2 separate regions of the Homo sapiens genome follow, and region 1 is linked to region 2. Evidence: read pairs that join two places in POLR2A ChIA-PET (ENCODE). Cell type or tissue: Panc1. All regions are shown on one strand. Links, peaks and the distances in the headings refer to the core of each region. The heading gives the core; the rest is flanking DNA. Region 1 overlaps EEFSEC (eukaryotic elongation factor, selenocysteine-tRNA specific). Region 2 overlaps EEFSEC (eukaryotic elongation factor, selenocysteine-tRNA specific).

Region 1 (8,323 bases), core at 154-8,153, 82 kb after region 2:
GGTGCGGGAAAGATTTCTGCAAAGGGCCCTTTTTTGTTTTTGAAGAATTCATCATTGCTGCTAAGAAGCTTAATGTAAATTAAAGGAGGAATTAGGCAACATTAAGACATCAAAATGGGGGTGCGGGGCGCTGGTTGCCTACGCTTCCGCCCAATCAAAGGGGTGCATGAGCCCGTCGAGTGCGCGCTTGAGAGCCTCGGAAAGAGCGAGGCTCCTGCGAAGGGCCCGCTCCGCCGCCTGCTTCCCCCTAATTCCTTTTGTTGCAGGGACAGCAGAGTACAGGTCTGATAAAAACTTAATCACCTTATCTTTTTAAAGCAAATTGCATCTTTGTTTACATACGGGATCCATAGCTGGGAGGGAAGGAGAGAAAACCAAGGAGCCGGCCCCCCCCAGCCAGCGACGTTAAAGGCTTTAGCTCCCCAGGAAAACAGAAGAGCCCAGCCTGACAAAGAGGTGGCTGGAGGATTCCAGAGTCGCTGTCACTGCTCACAGAGGAGACTGGTGTCAGGGCTGTCCCCTCTCAGGGAGCGCTCACACTGGCTCTCTCTGCCCACCTGGCTCTCCCCAGCCCTGCCAGGCCTGTCCTCCTGGGCCTCTCTGTCCCCAGCCGGGTCTGTGTTAGAGCTAAACCCTCATCGCCTCTGCCTGTCCTCCGGGCCCGGGCTGCCCTGCCCTGCTAGCAGGCAGAGGGGTCTGCATTCAGACTCAGCTGCACCACAACTGCCAGGAAGCCAGGGCAAGTCATTGCAGCTCCATGAGCCTGGCTGGCCGCTGATAGATGGGGGTGTTGATGTCAACCATAGCCTCCATGCGTTTCAGACATGACCGCCAGGCCCCACATTAGGGACACTTCTGCCCTTGCCAGGTTCCCCCTTCTTTCTGTCTCCCCACCCCTGGCCTTGGGGGCAGCTCCCTCTTGGCCAGGCCTGCCTCCAGCCACGCCCTGACTTAGAGGTCTCACTGGAGCACTGTGCCACCCACACACCTCCGTGACCACCTGTGGCCTGTGCAGGGCAGCTTCCTACCTTGGGGTGGAGGGGAACTTGACATTGGAGCCCACCAGCACCCTGTTGAGGGACAGGGCTCCACCCCAGCTGCCCCATGGCCCCTGCTGATGGGGGTGGCCTTGCTAGGCAGCCCCTCCTGTTCCTAGGGCCCAGTATCCAGTTCAGACTGGAGCCTGGCTGAATCCAAGGCCCTCTGTGGCTGTCCAGCCTGGCCATCCCATATATCAGCCCCACCTGCCATTTAGGCTCCCAGCTGTCAGTCATCACCAGGATGCTGACCCCAAAGAGATCCCCTGCCCCTGGCTCTGGCTCTCTTCCAACCCTCTCCAAAACTGCTTGTTTACAGCAGTGGGTAGTGCTGGAGTGACTAGAGCGGCCCCAGCCCCACAGGGCCACAAAGGGGCCAGTGACCCCAAGCTGCTTGCAAGGGTTCAGTTCCCACTGGGGCATGCAAGCCACCCACCAGCGTGGAGACCCCTCTTCCAGTCTGGCCCCCAACATGAAAGCAACGCCAGCAATTGGAGGCAATTTGCCGGCCTTTGATGGCCATGTCAGGGCGGCACCATGGCTAGGGCTTGGGAAACAGTTGTGCTTCCCGCATTCTTCCCTGATTACCCCAGCCCAAGCCAGGACCCGGCAGCCTGCAGCCCATTGTGCCTTTGTGTGGAGCTGGCGCTTGGTGAGAAAGGGCCAGCCTGGCCCTGGGAGAGTGTCTCCACGGGAAGCCATGAGGAGCAGTGTTGCCCCCAGGGTCATGGCCGCCCGCCCCCACTGCATCCTGGGGTTTGGGTTCATCAGGGGGTGGAGCAGGGCCATAGGCTCCGAGAATCCTGAGGTTTGGGAAAAAAGAGGCCCTACTGAATGACAGACGTACATGTAGCACACACACACCCTAGCCCACCCTGCCAGGTAGAGAGCCACCCTCCAGCACATGGGAGAGGGACCAGGGGGCCAGGTCAGCCTGAGACCCGAGCCTGGACTTCTTTCTCCCTTGGGTCACTCAAGGGCAGACAGGTGTTTTCTGGTCCTGGAGGCAGGGGTCCTGCCCTGCTGGGGCATTTTTCTTCCCTCCGCTGTCCTGCACCCCTGCTGTGAGTGCTTGTGAGGATGAATCCATACTCATTCCCTTTGTTTTCATCAAACCTCCCTGAGCCCGTGTGCTAGGCCCTGCACACAATCCTGGAGAGGTGCCCCCTCACAGGCCACTGGGGGAGGCAGGCATATAAGGCAATGACAGCCACAGTGGTGCTGGGCAGGGCACCCAGGAGGATCTCACTTGGCTGGGCAGCTGAGGGGCACCTTCCCAAGGGGCAGCATCAGAGTGTGAGCATGGCAGGCAGAGGGAACCACACATTCCAAGGCCCTGCTTGGCTTCTTATAGCTGAAGCATGGTACATGATGGCGTCAGAGAGGGAGGAGGGGTGAGGCTGAGAGAGAGGCCAGAAAGAGAATAGACGCTTCTGTTGGTGGAGCCAGGTCTAGATGTCTGACCCGGACCCTAGAGCAATCCTTGGGATAGCCAGGTGGGATGAGGGAGGAGGCAGCGAGGCAGGGCTGGAGGACGGTGGATTCCTGCGCCCACACCTCCCAGTCGTTGCCCTTGATGCAAGCAGCAGAGCAGCAGTGTGGGGACCTTGAACTTCCAGCAGCCATGGAGGAGTCATGAGCATCACCACCCCTACCTTACCTCTTGTCCCTGTCCTTCCTGGGCAGACTCAGAGCATGGCAGAGACAGCACCATGGGCCTAGAGATGTCAGCGAGCTTTCTGGCCCTCCCTCCCCTCCCCGGCTCCTGTGTGCCATGGATTGAGCAGGTTCCAGCCAGATTGCACCGGTAGGCACCGTGCCTTCTCTGGGCTCCCAGCTGGATGCCGGAGGCCACAGTGATGGGGGGCCTGTAATAGACATCCCCCTGTGAGTAACCCAGGGTCACAGTAGAAGCCTTGGGAAATACATAAAAGAAGAAAGAAGGAACAGTGCTTGCAACCCACTCCCGACCCCTGACAGCCAAATGGACAGTCTTCCGGTCTCTTTTCCCTTCATCCCAGGGCTGCAGCAGAATTCTTCCAAAAATTTTGATTGCTGCATTTTTTTTGAATCAGCATTATAACATAGGTCTTTCTTTGTGTAACTTTAAACTCTTCTCAGGTATCACTTTTAGTCCCACAGAACATTTTGCTGCAGCAAATAGATGCTGGATGGGTCTGCTGGCCTCCCTTGGTCTTAGAGGCCCTTTGTAGTTCTCAAAAACGTGCCGCTCCCTTAGTGGGTAAGCAAACGGGCTTGGGAATCAGATAGCCTGGCGTTCCCGCTCTGCCTGTAAATAGCCGTGTGACCTTGGGCAAGGTACTAACTCTTCTGTGCCTGTTTCCTCAACACGGTGTTACGAGAGGATTCAGTACCTCCGTGCTGTGGGGACATCTTTGTGTAGAAATCTTCTGCCGTATCTCAGACCACTTGTTTGGACCGAATTCCTAGAAGTGCCTTTCTTAGTTCACACTGTGACCATCTAGGACTTTGTCCCTCCCAGGTTGTCACCAGCCAGTGCTTAAACAGCTGCCCTTCAGGTTCTTGGAAAACCAGAGCAGTTTGCCCCTCAGCCCCAGCAGGGTCTCCTCCAACGCTTATTTGGAGAGTGTTCTCTGAGTATCCGCCACTCACCAGCAATCACTCCAGGTGTTAGGGTTACAACAGTGAATAGACAAAACTCCCTGCTAGGGTGGAGCTTGTCATTTCAGCAGAGGCAGACAACAAACCCAAAACAAGGACATCATAGAGGACATTAGAAGGTGATAAGAGCTATAGGAAAAATAGTGGGGTGAGAGGGGGTCAGGGGAGCATGAGGGGGTTGTAGTTCTAAACAAGGGGGTCACAAAGGCCTCACCAAGAGGTGACAGTTGTACAGTGACTCGAAGAAAGTGAACCTGCAGCTGCCGGAGCTCCCAAGTCCACAGGCGGAGGGATTGGCAAAGACAGGGGCCCCGAGGCAGAGACAGGCCAGGTGTGCCTCCCAGGTGGGTCTCCAGGCAGAGGGATTGGCAATGACAGCAGCCCTGAGGCAGAGACAGGCCAGGTGTGCAGAAGGGCAGCGAGGAGGCTGACACAGGGGCGGGGCTGTGAGCCAGGGGCAAGCAGAGGCCAGAGGTCCAGAGCAGCCCCCAGTGCAGGGAGGAAGATGGGGGCAGGACTGCACCTCCCTGACAGCGTAGGTCCTAGCAGAGCGGGTGGCAGAGCAGGCCCTGTCCTGCCTGCCTTGGAGACACAGGGCCTGCAGGAGGTAGACACCAGGCAGATGGGCAGTCGGCACTCAGCACGTGGCCTTGTCACCGCCTTCCCGCGTACTCTGACCCCAAGTCAGAATGGGGAGCCTGGCACACAGGGCACCGTGTGGACATGGTGAGCTGTGGTCACCCTGGAGCCAGGCCCTCGTACCGCACCACGCATGGCACACGCCTTCATCTGCCCTCAGCGCCTCTCGCATACCCTAGGAATTGTCACTCAAATTCCCTTTGCCTGTGGATCCGTGACAGCAATATCTATGGCTGGTCCCCGTCATCTGGCCTTGGGTCCAGCATTCCTCCTCCTCCTCCTCCTCCTCCCTTGGAGCATGCTGAAGCAGCCCTGTCCCCACACAGTGACTGCGGTGCTGTTTCCTTCGCCACCCTTCTGCTGTCTGGAGATCTGGCTGCCTTGTTCACTGTCTGTGCCTTCTTAGATGAGTAAACTGCATGGGAGCTGGGCCCTGGTCTGTGCATTCACCACTATTTATCTCCTGTTCTGGCATGTTCCCTGAATATTTTTAAGTGAAAAGGCACAGAGGCAGGTTGCGAGAAGCAGAGAGTGGGACCCGCAGAGTCTGGCTGGGTGGGTAGCAGCTCTTACCACGTGACAACCTGGGTTGCTCTTCACTTCCCTATGTTTGCCACATGGCTAAGAAAGGAAAAAAAAGGCCACTGGGAAAACAAAGCAGCTCCTGGTGACATTTGCCACAAATCCATGCTGCCCCATGTCCAGGTCTCCCTTTGGTCAGGCTTTCCAGGTGTGGCTTCCCGGCCAGTCCATAATAGAGCAGAGGTAAACGAGCCTGACCATCTCAGGAGAGCAATTAAATGGCCACATCTTCACCAGTGCCAGATAGACTTTCCGGCTCTGCCTGCTCCGGGCAGTGCGAGGTATGCATTGTGTGTAACGAGAGCCATCGCGGGTGAGATGGACTGCCGATTGGGCCACGCCTGTCTCCCCAGCCCAGCACAGACGCCGGGGAGCCCCACGCCTTCTCAGCCTCCAGACCTCCTGGCACCAGAGGGAGACGGGCTGCCCATGCCATTTGTCGGGGTCTGCTGCCAGCTACCTGCTCTGTTTGCAGAAGGAAGGCCAGGCTCTGATTCAGGGAGTCAGATACCTACAGGCCAGGCGCTCACTTGAGGGGACTGGCCAGGGTCCTCCCCATGCCCACACTCTGTGCCCCATCCCAAGCGGGGGGCAGACCACCTAGGTATGGAACCTGCAGAGCAGACACCGCTCAGGCTCCAAGTAAGGTATGCTGCTCACAGGGAGCGCTTCCTTAATGCAGGTCCCCAAGGCCATAGTGTCACATGTCCCTCAGGCAGGCGTGCAAGGGCCTGGCTTCTGGAGCCCCGTTCATATCAGCTGCATGTCCTCAGTCTTCCCAGGGGACTCAGGCTTTAGATGGCCAGTAATCTCACTTCCGCCTGCCAGAGGGAGACCGGACCCTTTGTGCAGTGGGGCAGGCTGTCCCTGGCTGACTCTACAGATGGCCTCTTTATCCAGCACCCTTGTCACTTTTTTTTTTTTTTTTTAAGACTGAGTCTCGCTCTGTTGCCCAGGCTGGAGTGCAGTAGCGCAATCTCGGCTCACTGCAAGCTCCACCTCCCTGGTTCATGCCATTCTCCTACTTCAGCCTCTCGAGTAGCTGGGACTATAGGTGCCCGCCACCACGCCCGGCTAATTTTTTGTATTTTTAATGGAGACGGGGTTTCACCGTGTTAGCCAGGATGATCTTGATCTCCTGACCTCATGATCCACCCACCTCGGCCTCCCAAAGTGCTAGGATTCCAGGCATGAGCCCTTGTCACCTTTTTAAACATCTAGAGCTGCAGGGCCAGTGCACGATGCTCTCACAGCCTTGAGAACCATTGTCAGAAGCCCTCTGAAAGGGGTATCCCCCACCCATCACTCTGAGTGGAGAGCAGAAGCTGGCTTTGCCATTGGGTAAGGGCTGTAGCTCAAATCCTGGCTCTTCTGAACTCACTGTGGGGCTTCCAGTAAGTCACTGGCCTCTTAGACCTTCATTTTCTCATCCGTATAAAGAAGGGGTGGCCAACATCTTCAGGAAACTGAGCCAGAAATAACCCACACAGCCCCGCCAGCCAGCGCTCCCAGTCTGAGACGACAGGCCAGGGCCCTCCGGACTGAAGCTTGATGTGCGAGCCTTATAGCTGCCTTGACTTTTCAGGGACGAAGCTAGTACTGGGCAGGACTGGGAAAAGGGAGGAAAATTCTTCAGGTGCCAGCAGGTGCAGTGGCACAGGTGCCAACGGCACATAGGAAGCTGGGCCCTCTGCCTGTGCCTCTGCCCAGCTTCCTCCCTGCTCTGGTCCTCTAGGTTCCCAGCCTGTACAGGCCCTTTGTGCACATGGGGAGGGGATCCTGGTGGGACACCTCCTTGGCAGGCAGGGTATGGGCTGCCTTCACCCCCACCTGCCCTCAGTGCCTTCATACCCAGCTGCCCCTAGCAGCAGTCTCAGGAGCCACCACCCACTGGGGCTCCCTGTCCCATGCCACTCTCACAGTGTCCCCATGAGCTTGCTCCCACCAGGACCCCCCAGTGGGGCTGTGAGGCTCACAGAGTGAGTGCTTACACTGAGGTGCTCTGCCAGGGGTGGAACTGCTCCGAGCCCTGGGCCCACCCACTCCCACAGATGCAGAGGAGCCTGCTAAGTGGTCTCACCCTGGCCAGTGGCCCACATGGAGGCTGCACCATGCTGCCACCAGGAGATTCCTCATGAATACAAGCCCCACAGCACAGAAAGACAAATGCTGATGATCTCACTTACATGTGGTATCTCAAAACCCAAACTCATAGAAGCAGAGGGTAGAAGGGTGGTTGTGGGAGCCTGGGGGTGCAGGCTGGGGTGGGAATGGGGAGATCTTGGTCAAAGGGTTCACAGTTTCAGTTAGACCAGAGAAATCGATTCAGGAGATCCGCTGTGCAGAATGGTGACTGTAATTAATAACAATGTGTAATATTCAATGAAATTTGCTAAGAGAATAGATTTTAAATGTTCTCATCACCAAAATAAGTATGTGAGGTGATGAATGTGTTAATTAGTCTGATTTAATCATTCCAAAATGTATACATATATTAAAACATCATGTTAGACTGGGCAACATGGCAAAACCCCATCTCCACAAAAAAATGCAAAAAATCAGCTAGGCATGGTGGCACGAGCCTGTGGTCCCCACTACTCAGGAGGCTGAGGTGGGAGGATCACTTGAGCCCAGGAGGCAGAGGTTGTAGTGAGCCAGGATTACACCACTGCACTCCAGCCTAGGCAACAGAGTGAGACCCTGTCACACACACACACACAACACACACACAAATATATATATATACACATATATATACATATATATACATACATATATATATATTACACTATAAATATACACAGTTTGTCATTTGTCAATTTAAAAATGAAAAAGACAAGCTCCAGAGAAAGGGCAGTTGCAGCAGCATGTTTAAGGATGAGTGGGACTTCTATTGCCTAGAATGGGAAGGGTGTTCCAGGCAGAGGGAACAACACGTGACAGGCTTGTATGTGCAATGAGGAGCCCAGGAATGGGCCATGATCAGCAGGGCTGCAGAGACGGTGCACAAAGGCAGAGAGTGGTGAAGATGGAGGTGTTGGAGTGGGTGCGTGTCGGGGCATCAGCAGAAAACAAATTTCCACTCAGGTGTTCAGCTGGAGGGAGTTGAACAAAAGGTCTTTAGTGAGGCGTGGGCTGGTTAAAGCAACTCATAGAGGTAGCTGGAAAGCGGTGGGGGCTGCACCCACCCAAGCCTGGGGGCGGGGCTGCGTATACCCCTGGCAGAGGATCCCGGGATGAGCCACTGACTCTGTGAGCCCCATGGCCCCACTGGGGTGTCCTGATGGGAGCAAGCTCTCAGGGCAGTGGCAAACTGAGCCGAGGGGGCACTGTGAGAATGGCGTGGGGCAGGGAGCCCCAGCGGGTGGTGGTTCCTGGGACTGCTACTGGGGCAGCTGGGTATGCAGCCTGCATATCCCACT
Region 2 (8,323 bases), core at 204-8,203:
AGAACTGTGGACATGCTCAGGGATCAGCACAAGGGCCCCTCTGGGGCTGGCGTCCTCTTCCTGTCATTACAGTTTGCTCCGATTTGCTCTGTGCCCAGAGTCTTTTTCCCCATCAGTCCTCTTTCCACCCGGGCTACCACTGGAGTCGTTCTGACCTTTGTACTTCATCACTCCTCACCCCTGTGTGGCATCTCACGGTATTCATCTGCCGGCAGAGGAGAGTTCCAGCTCCTTGGCCTGACCCTCGGGCTTTGCACTGCCTGGCTCCTGCCTCAGCTGCAGCCATTTGTGCTCACGTACCATTCTCTCGCCGGCTGCTGACCAGTTGGGCCCTCTGCAGGCCTCAGGGCCTTTGCCCCCTTCAGCCTTCTGCTCCAGCTGCTCCGTCCATCCACAGGCCTGGCACAGATGTCCCCTCCTCTCTGAGGTTTCCTCCCAGTTCCCTGCCAGGTGGTAACCATGGTTCCTTTCTCAGGGCTCCCCCACCCTCCTTGCCACACTGGGGCAGCCCTTGCCATGTGGGCCATGGGAACTGGTTGTTAGGTGACTGTGCACTCCAGGCAGAGGCAGGATGGAGTTGTGCCTGGTCCCCTGTTTCTCTAGACATGGCATAGTACAGGGCATACAACAGGCTCTGTGGACAGGAGCCCATCTGGCACAGTGGGGAGAGCCAGGCCGTCAGCCTGCCCTGGCCCAGCACTTGCTGGTGGTGAGACTGCATGAAGCTTGCATGGCGCCCTCCCGTGATGGACTGCTGTGAGGCAAGGGGGGTTAGAAAGGGTTCAGCCAATGCCCGGAACATAGTTGTTGCTCGACTAGTGGCAAGTGCTGTCCTTTGCAAAGTTTTGCTGGGACAACTTTCTCATAGACTGTGTTCCAGCTGGTTTTTTAACTGAGGTGGACTGAGTGACTGTTTTCCATCTCTGGCTTTTGGTTTCCAGAGAGCCAGGTTGTGCAGTGGGGACAGATGTCCTGGTCTGCCAGCTGCCAGCAGGCAGCAGCCATTAGCTCCCTGTCCCACCCGTTCCTGCTCCAGCACATGATGCTCTTCTCCCTGCACCCTTCACCCAGGACAGCAGAAGGTACAGGACCCTTGGTTCTCTCTCCTAATTAATGGCAGAGACCCAGTTAGAAATGGCGGGCCCCTCCCTAACCTCTCCACAGCCATTTGTAAGTCCAGCGAGACTGCGGACTGCTGTCCCTGGTGGCCCTGGTTGCAAGCAGCTCCCTTTGTAACAAAGTCAGTGTCACCTATTTGCCAGCATGGCTGCCCATGGCAAGCCATTCTGGTCTTGCCTGGAGTGTCACAGACAGTATCCCACTCCTCTTCCTGAGTGGCCGTGTACTAACAGGTAACAGATGGCAGATGTGTAGACGAGCAGCGGTTGATGCCTGGCTTCGCCACCGAGGGAGCACTTGGGCCAGGCACCTGCGTGTACAGCAGCTCCTTATCCTCACATCACCTGCAGGAGTAAGGCGGTTTTTACCCCATTGTACCATGAAGACTCAGAGGCCCAGAGAGGAGAAATGACTTGCCGGTGTTCAAGTCCTGGACAGGGTCTGAATCTAGGTTCAGACAGGGTGCAACACATGAAGTTTCTGCCCTTTTGGCTCCTCGGGAATTCTTCTCAACCATCAGAAAGAGAAAGCCTGGGGATTTTCACACCTGTCCCACCTGGAACATGTTTCATGTTAAGTGCCATTCCTTTCCCCACTGTGTTTTTCTGAGGTCCTGACCCCCCTCCAACCCCTTGTCCCATTTTCTGTGGCTCCTGACCCTCAAGGCAGAAGTAGCAGGCCAGCGGGCGGGAGCCAGCTTACCCTGCCTGCTGCCTCACCAGGGGACAGCAGGCTTCAGAGGCTCTCCTGTAATCTCTCTATCCACACAGCCCTCATTTTAATTTGCAAAATTGAAGCCAGATCGAGAGCAGTAAAGCCAGAGGATGGTAAATATTCATGCCTCAGTGAGCGAGGGTGGCTCCATTACCGTTCTGAGATTGAGAGAATTACCTGGGGGATTATGTATATTCATGGGCCGATTTTTATTTGCGATATAACATGACTCACGTTGGCCTGTGTGTTACAGGTTCTACCCTCAACAGACTTTGCACAAAGCGTATGCCCTTAAGCTTCTGAAAGTCATCTCAAGTGGATTGCCCATCGCCTTCTGCCTCCTAGGAGACAGGTCAGAATAATAAGCACACCAGTGACCAACCAGGGGTTTCCATGCACTCCTCTCTCTGCCTTACAAGCTGTGGGCACTATTCTTACGTCCAGGTCACAGAGGAGGAGACGATCTGAATGCCACACCATGTTCTGTTTATGTGGCTGTCCCTGCACTGTGCTGCCATCCTCTCGACTGCAGGGATGGTGTCTCATTCTGTCCTGTGTGCCCAGAACATAATAGGTGCTCAGGAAATGGCTGCCAAGGGAGTAGCCCCTCTTGCAGGCCTGCTCTGCAGACACGCTCAGTTCTGCCGCTGGCCCCTGGCGTGTGTACAGCACCTGCTGCTGGCAGCACAGGTTTGGCCCTGCTGATTGGCTGGGTGTCTGGCTTCAATAGGGGCAGGTCAGTGTTCCTGTTCATAGGACACTGTTTACAGTGTCCTGCCTCGGTGCACAGCAGGAGTCAGCGCACTGCAGCCTGCCACCTGTTTTGATAAATAAAGCACTGCAATGGCAGAGTCAAGTAGTTGCAACAGAGGTTGTGTGGCCTCCAAAGCCTAAACTGCTTACTGTCACCTTCTCCAGGAGAGCTTGTTGCCCCCTGGCTTGTAGGCTTCAAGGGCACTGGGGCAGAGCGCCACTCCTCTGAGTCTTTTCTTGATGCCAGTGCAGCACACAGCTTATCTCTTTTACTTTCATTGTCACCATAATCCAAATGAAGTTGGGATGCTCATCTCCATTTTATTGATGATAAAATAGTAGCAGTAGTAGTTTTAATCGCTAATTTATATTGAACAACTTCTAATTTTTAAAGATACCATGCTAATCATTTCACGTGGATTATCTCAATGTAACCTCACAAATGCCCAATTAGTTAGGTACATTTTCCATTTAAGGGAACTTAGAGAGGTGACATCCCTGGCCTGGGGTCACGTAGCTAATATGAAGGATTTGAACCCAAGAAGTCTGACTTGAAAACCTGCCTTCCTAACCACTGTGTTATGAGGAGAAAAGGTTGCTTGCCATCAATTGCTCATTTACTGAACTGTTGTTAGCACTGGCAGCGTACCAGGCCCCCTTCTGGGTGTGGCAGATGCAAAGATGAATTAGAGTGACCATTCTCTCGAGGAGGTCCCTGTAGGACAAACAAGCAAGGCGGTAGCCACTCCACCAGTGTATAAGTGTTAGAACTGGCTTGGCCCTATGAGGAAGATAGGAGGTTTGCAGACTCCTGGACGGGAGCTTCCTGGGCTCATGCCCCACTCCGTCACTGCTGGACTAGTGGCCTCTGGCTAGTCACCCAAACTCTGGGCCCCAGTTTGGTCACCTGTACAATGCAGGACATAACGGGACCTACCTCTTAGGCTTGCTGTGAGGATTGAGTAGGTTAATCCATGTGAGCTTATAGAACACTGCCCAGTGCTGATGACCTGAGTGGAGGTGGCGACAAAGGCAGGGATGGCACAAATATGTGTGGGAGGCCCTGGGGGTGCCAGGCAGCCTTGGAAGGCTGCTGAGAGGCAGTGGAGCTTCAGAGAGACTGGGAGAGGCAGGGTCAGGCAGGCCAAGGTGGGAGACAGGTGGGAAGCTCTGGGGGAGAGTGCTGTGCTCCCGGGATGGGCTGGGGCAAGGAGCTGAGCCAGGGCCCTGTCAGAGCTGGCTTGGAACTGGCTTTCTGCTTGTGTGTTTTCAGATTTATAATTGCTCTCATGTGCCAGGCTTACATTTTCTGAGAGGGAAGAAGAGCTGCCCCAGCTGCTGCCAAGTTCTGCCTCCATGAGCTGGCCCTCAGGGGGCAGCCACAGTGGGTGGAGAGGGGGAAGGACCCAGGCAAGGATTTTATGACCTGTCCCTCTCCCTTCCTGTTCAGGCCTCTGTCCCAGGCTTCACTCCCCCAGGACAGTCTCTGGGCAGACCACATGGGGTGCATCCTGCTAGCTAGGACACTGTCCTGACAGGCTGGAGGGGCCCCTGCTGCCTGCCCAGGCCACGGCACTCCTAGCCTTTCACTATGGGCGCCCGCCTGTCCCTGCACTGGCTTTCCCCTGCCTACTGTGCCCCTCATCCACCTTCCACCCAGGAAGGGCCTTCCCAGGAGCATGTATTCCATTCAGTAAGATAAGGTGCCAGCACTGGGCTGCCTGCTGGGTCTGCACTGGTGGCCCATCCTTGCCCCGATGGAATGTCCAGTGCCATGTGGAAGACAGACTTTAAACAACAGTGGGCCCTGTCACCACAAGTGGTGAGGCTGACCTGAGGAGCAGCCTCTGTGAGAAGACAGCAGGGGTTTAGAGGAGACTGGGGAGCCTCCCGAGGCAGTGAGCTGGGAGCTGAAGATGTCCAGATTGGCAGTGAGGGGAGAAGCAGTGAGTGAGGGCCAGCGTGGGGGAGCAGCAGTGCTCGTTCACACAGCAGCACCGCTCCTCTCTGTCCCCTCACTGAGTTTCCATCCTGGTACTCTAGGGCTACTTTGCCTTTCCCCAGGCTGGTACCCCTCTATAGCAGGAGCAGTTTCCCCATGAATTGAGAATCCCCAGTGCCCAGCTTGGGGCACATGTGTCAAGGAAGGAGCTTGCATTTGTCTCTCCTGGGGCTGTTGCCATGACGGCCCGTCCAGGTTCAAATCCCAGCTCTGCCACCTGCTGGCTGGGTGATGGCAGGCAAGTGACTGAAGCCAGCATGCCTGCGCCTACTTGCCCTGCAGCTTGTGGAGGGACCGTGTCCCTACCTGGGAGCCCCTCAGTGTGGTGCCCACATGGGGCAAGTGCTCAGTCAATGTTAGTTGCTGTCATTACTGCTGCCGACATCATCATCACGGTCATCACAATTGTCACCAACTCCCTCCAGGGAAAGTGTTGCTCCCAAAGGAAGCAAGGCTGACAGCCTGGTGGGGTTTCGAGGCTTTACTCTTGGGCCTTGAGAACCTAAAGACACTAAAGGCCACTCATCAGCTTCCTGTGGCATCCGTGGCCTGAATGGGCCCACCTTAGCCCAAAGTCCCATCCGTTAATGCATTGCCAGAACATGTGAGATTGTGAGCCGTTCAGACATGAGAGTAGCGGCTGAGCTGATGGGGCAGAGACTCAGAGTGGCCCTTAATGGTTGGTCACCTTCCCTGGGCCCTTTAAGGCTTTGGATCCAGAGCAGGAGGTGCCACAGGGGCAGTGAGAGCTGTGGGAGAGCTGGGGTCTGCAGCCCGAAGCACAGGGGTGGTTTGGACCTTGCTGCCACCCCGTCCCCACCTTTGCCCCTGCTGGTCCTCTGGTCTTTCTTTGCTTGACTGACATCCAGCTGTCACTTTGTTAGGAAGTACCCTCTGACTCTGCAGATTGGTGGGGGCTGCTTTTCTACCCCACCCCGGGGCAGAGTATTTCCTGGCATTTTCCCATTCAGAGTATTTGCTTAACATGTTTAAAGTATTTCCATTAACCTTAGCTACAACTGATAAAGTTTTAAGATATTTAATATTGACACCCCAACCTCAGGGTAATGACTTCTGAATGCATGACAGCTTTTGGGAAGAGCTGTCACATAAGTGGTGTATACTGGTTTCTGCACTTAGGGGTAGTTCACATACTTAGTTAGCTAAATCTCTCCAGATAACCAGGAAAACACTTGTCAGCCCTGAGCTTTGCTTGTACCTTTGGAGGGATCTCTTGCATATGGGAAATGGGAACTGCTGGCAGAAGCCGAGCCTCCTTTTGAGTCCATCTGGTTACCCAAGTTCTTGGAGCCGTTTTCTCCAGGCGGATTCCCTGAGGGTCAGACACAGTGGAACGAAGGGATCCTCCTTGGGCTGTGGTGGAGCCCATGCCATTCTGTCGGCTCTGGCCCGGAACTGACCTTTGTTATTTGAAGTGCTGGAAACAGCATACCTCACTTCACAGGTGCAGTGCTTCCCTGCCCTCCCAGCCCTAGTCTTTTAATTTCACTCTGTCAATCCTAACACGAATTACTCTTACCTGAGTGTTAGGTGCTGTGCTTGGCCTTGACTTCTCGCCATAGCCCCACGGGTGTTATTATCCCCTTTTTACTAACAAGGGAACTGGGGTAAAGAGCCCAAAGTTGGCCAGCCAGGAGGCAGTAGAACCAGCCAGCATGATTCGTTCCAGAGCTGGAGCACTTCCTCCCCTGAAGGAGCCAGCCCCCAGGGCAGATCATGGAGAGTAAACATGACCCTGGAAAATCACTTGGGCGGCTGCCATGTTGAATGCCAGCCCATCCTCTCAGTAGGGTCAGCCTGTGTTGGAGCAGCCTGGTGTTCCTTCAGCAGAGTGAGGATGCAGGATCAGAAGGTACAGGTGTATCTCTGAGTCTGAGCGCCTCCCCCCCTGTGGCAGGGGCTCCCTCAGCTGAGGCTTGCTGCAGAAACCAGACCGTTGAAGGGGCGGTGGGCTCCCCACTGGCCTCCATCTGCTCTGGGGAAGGAGGCACGTGTAGCCATGGACACGGACCTCTCACGGCCTGGGTCCCTCAGCTGAATTCATCCTCACCTTGCATACTCTTTGGTCTGGGGCTGGGAGTGGGGTGAATGCTATCATGTGCCCCAGGGCTGAATGCCGAAGGGCCAGCAGTTGAGTTTTCTACAGTGTCAGTTTTCCCAAGGGCAGTTAATTCCAAACCTCACTTTTATGTTAAAACAAACATGAATCTATTATGACATAGAATGCAAAGTTTCCATGAATCTTAAAGTCCAAAACTTGGTATTTCAAAGAATTTCTGTGCTTCTAGCAGTCAGCTTCAGGGATTTATTCTCCTCTGCCATGGAGTGGGGGGCTTCTCTGTGGGAAAGAGAAACACATCATGCTGTCTTTCAGGACTTCCTGGCCCTCCATGTGTTGGGGTGTCAGCACACTGTTTGCACTTGAGGATTCCAGGTCCCATGGAAAATACAGATTTCAGGTGGTTCAATGAATGCCTTACTCCATGGAGTTACTAAGCGCTTTCCCTGAGAGATCCCAGGGAGGAGAGAGAGAGATCCAGGAGGGGAAAGTTGCTCTTTTATTTTCTGATAGCCAACTTCCAACCCATTCCATCCTGCACGACAGAAGAGTGCACTTTCTACCAGCTGCTCTGCCCGCCTGTGGGGCACAGTTGTAGGCCTAGGGCTTTGCATGGTCTGGCTGTACCAGGCCCTCAATTCTTTTTGGTGGAGTTAATTCCAGGTGATTTGTTTGAGTTTAAGATTGAGACACTGAATGTTTCCTTAAAGTTTTAAATATGCTAATACTAAAGGCTAAACTTGGAAAATGAAAAAGAAGAAATAGAAAAATAGAGAGGAGAAAAACATCCTTAGCACAGGGTAACCTTCCTGTTGCTGTTGCCAGACCTCAAACTCAAGGCTGCCTCTCCGTCCCAGACAGACTGTACCTTGACCTCTATTTCATGGTTAGAAAGAAGCTTCATAACAAAGAGAGATAACGGCCAGTCCGTGCACTTGTTCTTCACACAGGCAGGGCAGGCCCCCAACATCCCTCGCTGGCCTACTCTCTGCCTGAAGGTGGGATGCATCATCCCAGAGTGGACCTGGAGCCCAGAGCTGTCACTGCTCCCCGTGCCATACAGTCTGTGCAGACCCAGCCAGGCTTTTGTTCCTGGGGAAGGGGGAAGGGGGAAGTGATCTCCCTGTTGAGCCTTGCTGAGGACATCCAAGTTGTCTTTTGTGACAGCTTCCTCACTTTGCTCCAGATTTGGACCCAAGCCTCTGTGCCTCAGGCCCAGCCATTGCTGTGGCCAAATGAGCTCCCACTTCAGTCAGGCCTTGCTGGGCTTGGGTCTGAGTTTCACCATTTACCAGCTGAGGGGCCTTGGGCAGGCTACTGACTCTCAGTTTCCTCAGGTGTCAGGTGGTGGTGAGGTTGGAGAGAGTGGTCTCAGGTGCCCTGTAGAAGGCCTGTTCTGCAGCAGGCTCTCCGGGAAGATGTTTGCACGGGGAGGAATTCCTAAGAGTCTTTGCAGCCTCAGGAGCCAGGCACAACACCGAGCTACAACCTGGTGGGATGGTCTTTCTCTTTTAGTTTAGGTATTTCTTTTTGAACCTTTTCTTCATGTATGAAAGCAATGTGTGATTACTTTAGACATTTTTGTGGAGTATAAAGAAACTGGGAAAAAAAACCTCCCCCTTAACTATAGTTAAGACTGTATTTTAAATACATTT

Evidence for each region. Peaks named below come from ENCODE experiments on the same cell type or tissue, not always from the same donor. Only the 100,000 strongest peaks of a DNase experiment are listed, where the experiment ranks them.
Region 1: POLR2A ChIA-PET joins it to region 2 with 16 read pairs; 2 of 35 experiments call an interaction of 5 or more read pairs at or near these places.

What each region holds. Positions count from the first base shown.
Region 1 is chr3:128,399,205-128,407,527 of GRCh38, forward strand. All of the region lies in intron 6 of EEFSEC (eukaryotic elongation factor, selenocysteine-tRNA specific), which reads left to right. Among named protein-coding and RNA genes, the nearest start is that of DNAJB8-AS1, 60 kb to the right of the region's middle. RefSeq lists enhancers at 23-817, 818-1,612, 2,408-3,201, 8,030-8,323. In Panc1, for the core only: no CTCF peak of the experiment used is centred there; no DNase peak of the experiment used is centred there; H3K27ac peaks cover 1,349 bases.
Region 2 is chr3:128,317,434-128,325,756 of GRCh38, forward strand. All of the region lies in intron 4 of EEFSEC (eukaryotic elongation factor, selenocysteine-tRNA specific), which reads left to right. Among named protein-coding and RNA genes, the nearest start is that of DNAJB8-AS1, 140 kb to the right of the region's middle. RefSeq lists a silencer at 7,433-7,727. In Panc1, for the core only: a CTCF peak has its summit at 4,800 (motif pointing left); a DNase peak (open chromatin) is centred at 4,740; H3K27ac peaks cover 754 bases.